Regions from separate parts of the Homo sapiens genome. Here regions 1 and 3 are each linked to region 2. The links are chromatin contacts, found by Hi-C or POLR2A ChIA-PET in ENCODE. All regions are on one chromosome and are shown on one strand. The core of a region is the stretch at or near the end of the contact, and the rest is flanking DNA. Distances in the headings are between cores, read along the strand shown. Region 1 holds the start of DFFA (DNA fragmentation factor subunit alpha). Region 2 holds the start of RPL22 (ribosomal protein L22). Region 3 holds the start of TARDBP (TAR DNA binding protein).

Region 1 (2,902 bases), core at 12-2,511, 4.3 Mb before region 2:
TAAAAGGGATGACTTAATGAATAATTCCTCCTACTAAACGCTGTTTTAAATGTCTAAACTTTTCTTGAGATAATATCCAATTTCCTCTCCCACGTTTTTTTTGTTTGTTTTTGCTTTTGTTTTTGTTTTTGCTTGAGACGAAGTCTTGCTCCTGACGCCCAGGCTGGAGTGCAATGGTGCGATCTGGGCCGACTGCAACCTCCGCCTCCCGGGTTCAAGCGATTCACCTGCCTCAGCCTCCCAAGAGCTGGGACTACAGGCGTGCGCCATCACGCCCGGCTAATTTTTGTATTTTTAGTAGAGATAGGGTTTCACCATGCTGGCCAGGCTGGTCTCAAACTACTGACCTCAGATCATCTGTCCGCCTCGGCCTCCTAAAGTGCTGAGATTACAGGGGTGAGCCACCGCCCCCGGGGCCCTTGCCCACGTTTTTATAAACAAAATATGAGGTGGGAGGATTGCTTGAGCCCAGGAGATCAAAACTGCAGTGAGCCATCATCGCGCCACTGCACTCCAGCCTGGGAGACAGAGCGAAACGCTGTCTCAAAAAAAGAAAAAAGAAACAAGGAAGGAAAGTGTCCCCCGAATGAATAAATATGAGCAGATAATTACTTCTAGTTTACATAAAATGCCCTCTTTTAAGAGAGGAACTTTTTGATCATTTTTATTACTATTCTTTTAATCTTAGATGTTTATTTTTCAGGAGGAAAAAAACAAACTTTTCCATAGTAGCAGTATTAAAACAAAGATGAATATGTTGTCAAGAGGCATCTGAACAATCTCCAACAGTGCCGAGTCGCATTTCCCCTTTCCTCTCCGATGCATTTGAGACTTTAATGCTTACTATATTTATTTAAGCGTTTTGTTCTGAGACCCCAAACTAATTTGCACAGTTGAAGCAGGAAATAGAATGGGTGGAAACATGCGGGTGTCTGTATTAGCATTATGCATCTCATATGCGAATAGGAATGCTCTAAAAATTCAATACAGTATACATGCGTGTGCATCGTCATGCAAAATAAGTCTCTATTGGCCTTATATTTGAACGCGCGAATGCAGCTCCTAAAAGTTAAAAACAACTCCTAGGCTGAATCGCGCGATAGAACGAAAGCGGCTTTAAACCCAGAGACTACAGTTTCCGGCATGCTTCGACGCCACACGTGATTAGCGGCAACTAGAACTACATTTCCCGGCGTGCCCTGGTCTCACGTGTGATTTGCTGCGGAACGAACTACATCTCCCGGCAGGCTGCGGAAGGGGGTCGAGTAGAAGGACCGCCGCTCCGGCCTCCCGCGACTTCTCGAAGGTGGGCAGGTCCCACCTTGTGGAGGATGGAGGTGACCGGGGACGCCGGGGTACCAGAATCTGGCGAGATCCGGACTCTAAAGCCGTGTCTGCTGCGCCGCAACTACAGCCGCGAACAGCACGGCGTGGCCGCCTCCTGCCTCGAAGACCTGAGGAGCAAGGGTTGGCTCGGGACCCCGGGCGAGGGTGTGGGGGAGCCAGGGCCGGGTGAGGACGTCCGGCGGGGGCGAGGCGGGGTCAGGAGAGGCGACTTGGGGATTCTTGTATCTCGGGTGGAGGCTTGGGACAGAAACGGTCCGAGTGGGCATAGCGATTTACAGATTTAAGGCGCTTGAGCGTAATTAATCTCGTGTGAGACTCCACGGTGGTGGGAAGACAGCCAGGAAGCAATGTGCAAATTAAGCCAGACTCGGCTTAGGTCTCTTGCCTGAAATCACTTCGATGTTGGACCAAACGGACCCCACTGGGTTCCTGCCACTCCGCCACACTCAGATGGTACAAGAACCCCCAGCTGAGCCCACGGCGGTGTGGGGAGGGGTTTCCACCGTCCGCTCTGGCAGGAACCTATGCAGGAAAGAGGGAGCTGCTACTGACCATTTCTGGAGGTCCAGACAAGGAACGTGAGTTGTAAGTGACGGAGCCGACGGAAGTTCCGAGCCCGGCCCCATACCTTTACCAGCTGCTTGGCCTTGCACTTAACCAGCTCTCAACCCTCAGTTTTCTCATCAGCAAATTGGGTATAATATTTATAGCCCTGCTTCAAAGGGTTGTTGGTTCTCTCAAATAAGATGATATATTTAAGTGACTTACAAGTCTTATTAGCCAGTAGCAACAAATCGCTTACCCAAAGAAGTTTTACAGGTTACATGTGTGAGCCAGCCCCAGGCATGTAGTCACAGTGTGTGTCAGAGGGCACAGTTGCTTCCTCTCAGTCACCAACAGAAATCATATGGAAATTTTCAGAGACCCATGAACAGCCAAAGCATTATAAATGCTTTGGTAACATGGATTTTGCATATAAGCATTTATGTATTTTTTTTCCTGACATTAGATTACTTTACTTCTAATTCCCCTTCAGTGCCGTGGCTGGATGTGCGTGGCACAGAGGCTGGTGTTCTCTGCAGTCCAGCGCATACATGCCTTGCTGTTCTATTGGGTGGTAGACAACACCGCTGAAGGATATTTGTAGTCTCTTGGCTATTTCTGATCACTCCAGTCCCGTTAGTATTTGAAGCATTGCTATCACTAAATGGAATAGTACAGACCTGTCCTGGAGAAAGCCTCTCCGCCAATGATAATGATATGAAAAGCTACTGATAGAAGCTTCCACTTCTTTTATACTTTCCCATAGGTTAGAAAAGAAGCTGCTAAGGAAGATACTGTAAAGAACAAAAAGCATTTTCTTTTTTTTTTTTTTTTTTTGAGACGGAGTGTCACTCTGTCACCCAGGCTGGAGTGCAGTGGCGCTATCTCGGCTCACTGCAAGCTCCGCCTCCCGGGTTCACTCCATTCTCCTGCTTCAGCCTCCCGAGTAGCTGGGACTACAGGCGCCCACCACCACGCCCATCTAATTTTTTGTATTTTTTAGCAGAGACGG
Region 2 (2,783 bases), core at 18-2,517:
CATCTGAGGAGAGGGTGCTGCTCTGCTAGGGCTGGTGTCTCTGAGGAGAAAACGAGGCTGGTTCTGCAAATGTTGGAATAAGTGCAGACTGGATTCCACTGCTGCTTCCAGAATGTTCCAACTGCCACCTCCAGGATAAAGAAGCAAGAGTGGATGACACCAGACAGGACAGGAGCAAGCAGGAAGCAAAGCCCCCTATTGATAGAGCCAAACCGGGATCAGCTGGAAAGCAGAAGTGTTTGCAGAGGCCCAGCCTGATCATTATAGAGCCAAGAACAGCAGCTGGCTTTGGAGCTTGGTCAACCGGCTTGAGGCCTGAGTTGAAAGCTAGACCCATCAGCACAGTCTCTTCTGGTGATTGGACTTTTGCTAGGTGAGTACACTGAAGCCAGGTAAAGGGAGTGGAGAGTGTGTGTGCCACTGAGTGATTTACAATTCAGGATCCTGGAATATAATTCCGTGAGGACGCAGCGGGTGACTGGGTGCAAAGTAGCCCAGTTCAAGGGACCTGTGGGCCTGGGGATGAGGACCTTTGCTTCTCCACATGCGGTCCATGGACTCGCAGCATCAGCATCGTCTGAGAGCTTGTGAGAAATGCAGAATTTCAGGCCACTGAGACCGCTGGAATTGGAATCTGCATTTTCCAGATCTCCTGGTGGTCCTCAACTACTTACTGGTTTGGGATGGGAAACTAGAAGGCTTGGGCTGGGAAACTAGGGAGTGGTGATCAGCGAGGGGGCGGCCTGGCTACAGCAAAAAGGACAGGCACTGGGAGACAGCCCCTGGGCATGAGCTTCCAAGCTGGGGCTTTTTGAGGAAGCCATAGTGGTCTGGCATTGGGACCTCTGAACGAAATTTCCCGGTGGCTACAAGGAATTTTCCCACTTCCCCAAATTAGTAGATTCGATTTCCATCCCACTAGCTGGTAATTTACAGTATAGTGAATTTCCTTATTTCTTTTTTCTTCCCAAGACTTTCAAAAAGTAAAGCCAACCCCTTTATTTATCTTTGGGCTCGTCCAGTCTGGCTTCCCCCCTCCGATCGTTCGCAGTGGGACAGCCCGCCGGGCCTCCTTCCTTCCCCAGAAACCCTCCAGGCCTGGGAGAGGACGCGTTTTGCATTCAGGAAAAACCAATCGCTCCCCTATCGTACATAACCAAGAGAAAAGGTGGCGGACGAGGGGCGTGGCAAAGTGATTAGTGCGGCCTGGACCCTGCGTGCCTTGCGCGCTGCGGGCTCTTTGCGTCTGCGTAGTTCGCTCACCTCCCTTTCTAACTCCGCTGCCGCCATGGCTCCTGTGGTTAGTATGGCTCCGCGTGAGGCCTCGGCTCCAGGGGAGGCACGTGGGCCTCGCCGAGCCCGGCATCTACCCAGGCTCGCTGGGGACGGCGCCCTGCAGCGTCCTGCTGGGGTGGGCTGGCAGGTCGGCCGGAGCGGGCCAGAGCCCCTGCCGATCCCAGCACGTTGTAGGCGGAGGAGGCCGCGGCCCGAGGCTCGTGAGGGAGATCCGGGAGGTCTCGGAGGCCCGGGGCCCCAGCTAGGGGCTAGCGGGGAGCTGGAGCCTGGAGACTGCGGTCTGGGCCGGCCACTGGTCCTCGGACCCCGGCCGGGGGCCTGATTACCTGGGTGGAGGGCGGGGAAGAAGAACGGGACCTGCTACCCTGGGGAGCCGCGCATTCGGAAGTCCACGGCCAAGACTCGGGGACGAATCCGCGGAAGGGCGGCTTGGTCGGCGTGCTTTCGGAGAGGAGGCCTGGGTTTGAGGAGCTTTTTAGCGTCCCCAGAGGAAATTAGTTTATCAGGGCGCACTGTACAGACCCAAACGGGTGTTGCAGTGGTGTAGGGAGAAGGCTCTCATTGCATTCTCCTTTAGCTATGCTGGGACTGGGCTGTGCGGCGCCCTCCTCCTAGGTTATTTGAGAAAGTTGTTTTTCCGTGTTCTTCGTCCCAAGATCCTACTTTTCCTCTTTTGTTGGGACTCCCTGGTTAACATTTCCGGTTCTTCTGCTCTTTCTGTCTGGTTGGGCTTTTGAATGCCTTTTGGTTTAAAACCTTGATGGAGAAGTATCAAGCCCGTTGTGGGTAGGTCTCTTGATTGATTGTGTGTGTTCGGAATAGATCTTAAAGTACCCCTCTTAGATTATTACTGCGAAGAGACGTTGTAAAAAATAAATCAGTGATTTTTGTAGTGGCCAAATGTTTGAAAAGTTGATCCAGTTAACACAAGTTTTAGATGAAGTTCTTTTAAACATGAAGGGAGGTAAGATGTGTTTTTGGAAAAGTCTATTTAGTTCTGCAGAGCTTTTAAACGTGAAAGTACAGGTTGGTACGATGCACAAGTGCATTAATGGTGTCAAGTTTGTAGAGAGATAAGATTAACACAAGCTTCTTCGTAAGAGTGAAGAAACTGGAACCTTGTAGGATGTGCTTTGCCGGGTGGTTTGGAAGTACTAATGCATAGATGAAGCGAATCAAAATGTCAGAAGTTCTTGACGGTAGTGTTGTAATAAGATTCTAGGTTTTAGCCTTAACCTTGTCCAAGCTGGAGTGGACAGGCACCTAGAATACTTTGCAACTCCCTTCATGAGAAGGTGGATGAGACAGGATTAAGGGAGATGAGCTAAGACGGATCAGGACCCTACTCTGAACATGTAGGACAAGGATTGATTTCATATGAAAATTGTGGGTATGCAAGGCATTTTGTATGCCTGCACTCTAATTTTGGAAAAATAGTATTTTTTTGAAATTGGGAATGTTAGGGCAAACAAAAGGAAGTGTTCATT
Region 3 (2,883 bases), core at 304-2,803, 4.8 Mb before region 2:
CAACTTGGCAAAGTTTATTCAGATATTTTTTAAATACATTGTTTTCTCTTTTAAAATGATCTACAATCCCCAGTTTCCATAAATTTAGACTCGTGGTCTTCCAAACTTGTCTAACACTGAAGTTCAAGGAAATACTTAAGTTTCAGGAGACATTCTGCCACCAAAAGAGGCTAAGATCCATGGATGAGACACACACCTGAACACACTTCAGCATGATTACAAAAACCAAATGGTAACAAACCTTTTGGATAGTTGACAACATACACCAGATTTCCCCAGCCAGCATCTGGGGCATGCAGAATTCCTTCTACCAGCCGGACACCTCTCATACACTGAGACACTGGATTCCTGTAGCGAAGCCCACACGCCCCTGGAAACTGGGCTGTAACCGTGGAGAGCAGCACCGTCCCATCGTCTTCCGATGGTATTTCAATGGGCTCATCGTTCTCATCTTCGGTTACCCGAATATATTCAGACATCTTTTACTTTTCCTAAAGAGAAAAGAGATATGAATGAACAACATTCATGTCAGAATAACTGTTTCCTTATAATGATAATACCCAAACCATGTCAGAGTTCTGACTTCCAGAAAAATGCTTGTCTGGATTCGTATATGCATTGGTTATCCCTGAAAAATGACGAGGTGAAGGTAAGGGTAGTGATTTCCTATCAAAATGTGATGCCTCGCCAGTTCATTCATTCAAAAAACTTTCCCTGAAGGCTTATGATGCGTCAGGTACTGAAACTGTAACTGTGAGTCCAACGTGGCTTGCTGGTTACAAGCTAGGGTATGCAAGGGAACAATAAACAGTAGCTATTTTATGACAATCGGGTTAGTCGTTAAGTAATCCTGAAGGCAGAGGAGGAGCCTAACTGGCTGAGGCATGGGCGTGATAGGTCCCAGTCGATTTTCCTAAGCAAGCGATCCATCAGCTGAACCTGAAGACTGAATATGGGCAGTGAACCAGGTGTAAAGAACAGGAGAAAAGTTTCCCTCTGTTCCTCATTTTGGGGCTTCCGGGGGCTCTGCGAGCCCGAGCCCCAAGGCCCGCGGCGACAGGTCCTGGCGGTGCCGGCCGTCGCCTCCCAGAAGCCCGCGCGTGCCAGCCGAGGGAGGAGTTTCTCGGCGCGGCCCGGGGTGGGGCGCAGGAGCACCAGGCCCAAGCTGGCAGCGTCCCTCGAAGTACAAAGTACCGAAGGCTCCGGCACTGTCCGGGTCCGGGGCCAACCTCCGCCTCAGGCTACGCGGCACCGCGGGCCCGGCCCCCCGTTTCGGCGCCACCGGCCTCCCCGTGCCAGGACCTAACGACGCTCCCGCGCGAGCCCGCTCGGGCAGGACTAGGCCCGGTCTCACGGCTGACTTCCCGGGGCAGGGTCCGAAGCCGCTGCGTCTGCCTCGGGCCGCCCCAATGCAGAAGCCGAGGCACCTACGGCGTCCTCAGTGAGAAGGCTCCGCGACTCACCCGCTAGGCCGCTGCTGGGAAGCCCGACAGGGACACCGAAGCAGCGACGGACCCAAGCGCAGCCCAGCCACCGCTTCGCTCCCACAAAATGGCGCTAGGGCCGCCTCCTCCCCCCGCCCACCGGCGTCCTCTCCCACCGGTTGCCTGTCCAGAGGTGGAAGGCACCGACGAGAGCCACGATGACCCTCTCCCCAGGGACTCGGGCTGCCTCCTGGAAATTCAAGCCTACAGAGAAGCTCTGAAAGCTAAAATAAAACCAGGACCTAGGCCTGAAAAGCTGAAGATTGAAAAAAGTGTGGCTGTATAGGAGCTGACCTCCCCCCACGTAACGTAGCAGATGGTTTCGGCCGACCAACCGCCGGCCCAGGTCTCGGTCGGAGCTCGCGCACTTTCAAAGCGCGCGAGAGTAGCACAGAGTCTCGGCCAGCGAGGGCGGGGCGGGGCGGGGCCTGGAGGGGGCGGGGCTCGGGATCCCGGGCCGAGTCCACCTGGGAGGCAGGATAAGGCCTGGACCCCTTTTCTGAAAGGCAACCTAGTGCGTCTTCTCCTCCCTCCGCCAGCCCACCTCCAAACCTGGAAACAATAACTTTGTTCTAAATAATAGCAATGATAAGGCTACTTTGTGCCAGGTACTTTCTGAGTATTCACATATTTAATAGCCCAAACAGTTTTGTGTAGCAGGAGCTATTGATATTCATTCTGCGGGTGAGGAAACTGAGGCACAGAGAGATCAAGTGTCTTGCTTAAAGTGACGCAAGGATTAGCCGGGCGGTAGTGGCGCGCGCCTGTAGTCCCATCTACTCGGGAGCCTGAAGCAGGAGAATTGCTTGAACGCGGTAGGCGGAGGTTGCGGTGAGCCGAGATCGCGCCACTTCACTCCAGTCTAGGCGACAGAGTGAGACCCTGTCCTCCAGCCCCTCCCCCCAAAAAAATGTCACCCAAGGAATAAATGGTAGACCTGGGATTTGAATCTCGAGGCACAAAATGCTAACTTGTTCTGGCTCCAGCCCTTTAATAATAATAATAATACAGTACTTCATCTATTTTAAGGCACACTTTTTGTTTCACTTTTTTTTTTTTTTTTTTTGAGACGGAGTCTCGCTCTTGTCCCCCAGGCTGGAGTGCAGTGGCGCAATCTGCAGCTCACTGCCACTTCCAACTCCTAGGTTCAAGGGATAGCTGGGATTATAGGCGTGCAAAGACACCATGCCCGGCTAATTTTTGTATTTTTAGTAGAGACAGGGTTTGGCCATGTTGGCCAGGCTGATCTCGAACTCATGGCCTCAAGTGATCCGCCTGCCTCAGCTCCCCAAAGTGCTGGGATTACAGGCACGAGCCACCTTTCTTTTCTATCTTTTCTTTCCTTTCTTTCCTTTCCTTCCCTTCCTTTCCTCCCTTCCCTCCCTTTCCCCCCCTTCCC

The links. A loop is a pair of places that touch in the nucleus more often than their neighbours do. ChIA-PET counts read pairs that join two places held with the same protein, here RNA polymerase II (POLR2A). Pooled maps may share reads with other maps.
Region 1: a map of naive thymus-derived CD4-positive, alpha-beta T cell shows a loop between it and region 2 (35-fold over the local background). The contact joins the promoter of DFFA here to the promoter of RPL22 in region 2. A Hi-C loop is called at or near these places in 1 of 168 maps with a recorded cell type or tissue (naive thymus-derived CD4-positive, alpha-beta T cell) and 4 of 50 pooled maps. POLR2A ChIA-PET finds 5 or more read pairs at or near these places in 1 of 52 experiments (GM12878).
Region 3: a pooled map shows a loop between it and region 2 (7-fold over the local background). The contact joins the promoter of TARDBP here to the promoter of RPL22 in region 2. A Hi-C loop is called at or near these places in 2 of 50 pooled maps. POLR2A ChIA-PET finds 5 or more read pairs at or near these places in 2 of 52 experiments (H1 and OCI-LY7).

What each region holds. Positions count from the first base shown.
Region 1 is chr1:10,470,888-10,473,789 of GRCh38, reverse strand. DFFA (DNA fragmentation factor subunit alpha) reads left to right here and starts at 1,261. Exons shown (of 6, transcript NM_004401.3): 1 at 1,261-1,467. The coding sequence starts at 1,332. RefSeq lists an enhancer at 1,693-1,792.
Region 2 is chr1:6,198,079-6,200,861 of GRCh38, reverse strand. RPL22 (ribosomal protein L22) reads left to right here and starts at 1,267. Exons shown (of 4, transcript NM_000983.4): 1 at 1,267-1,300. The coding sequence starts at 1,289. RefSeq lists a silencer at 1,376-1,515.
Region 3 is chr1:11,011,324-11,014,206 of GRCh38, reverse strand. It overlaps TARDBP (TAR DNA binding protein), which reads right to left and starts at 1,553. Exons shown (of 6, transcript NM_007375.4): 1 at 1,464-1,553; 2 at 242-491. The coding sequence starts at 479. RefSeq lists silencers at 235-481, 1,891-2,120 and enhancers at 843-1,810, 1,521-1,850.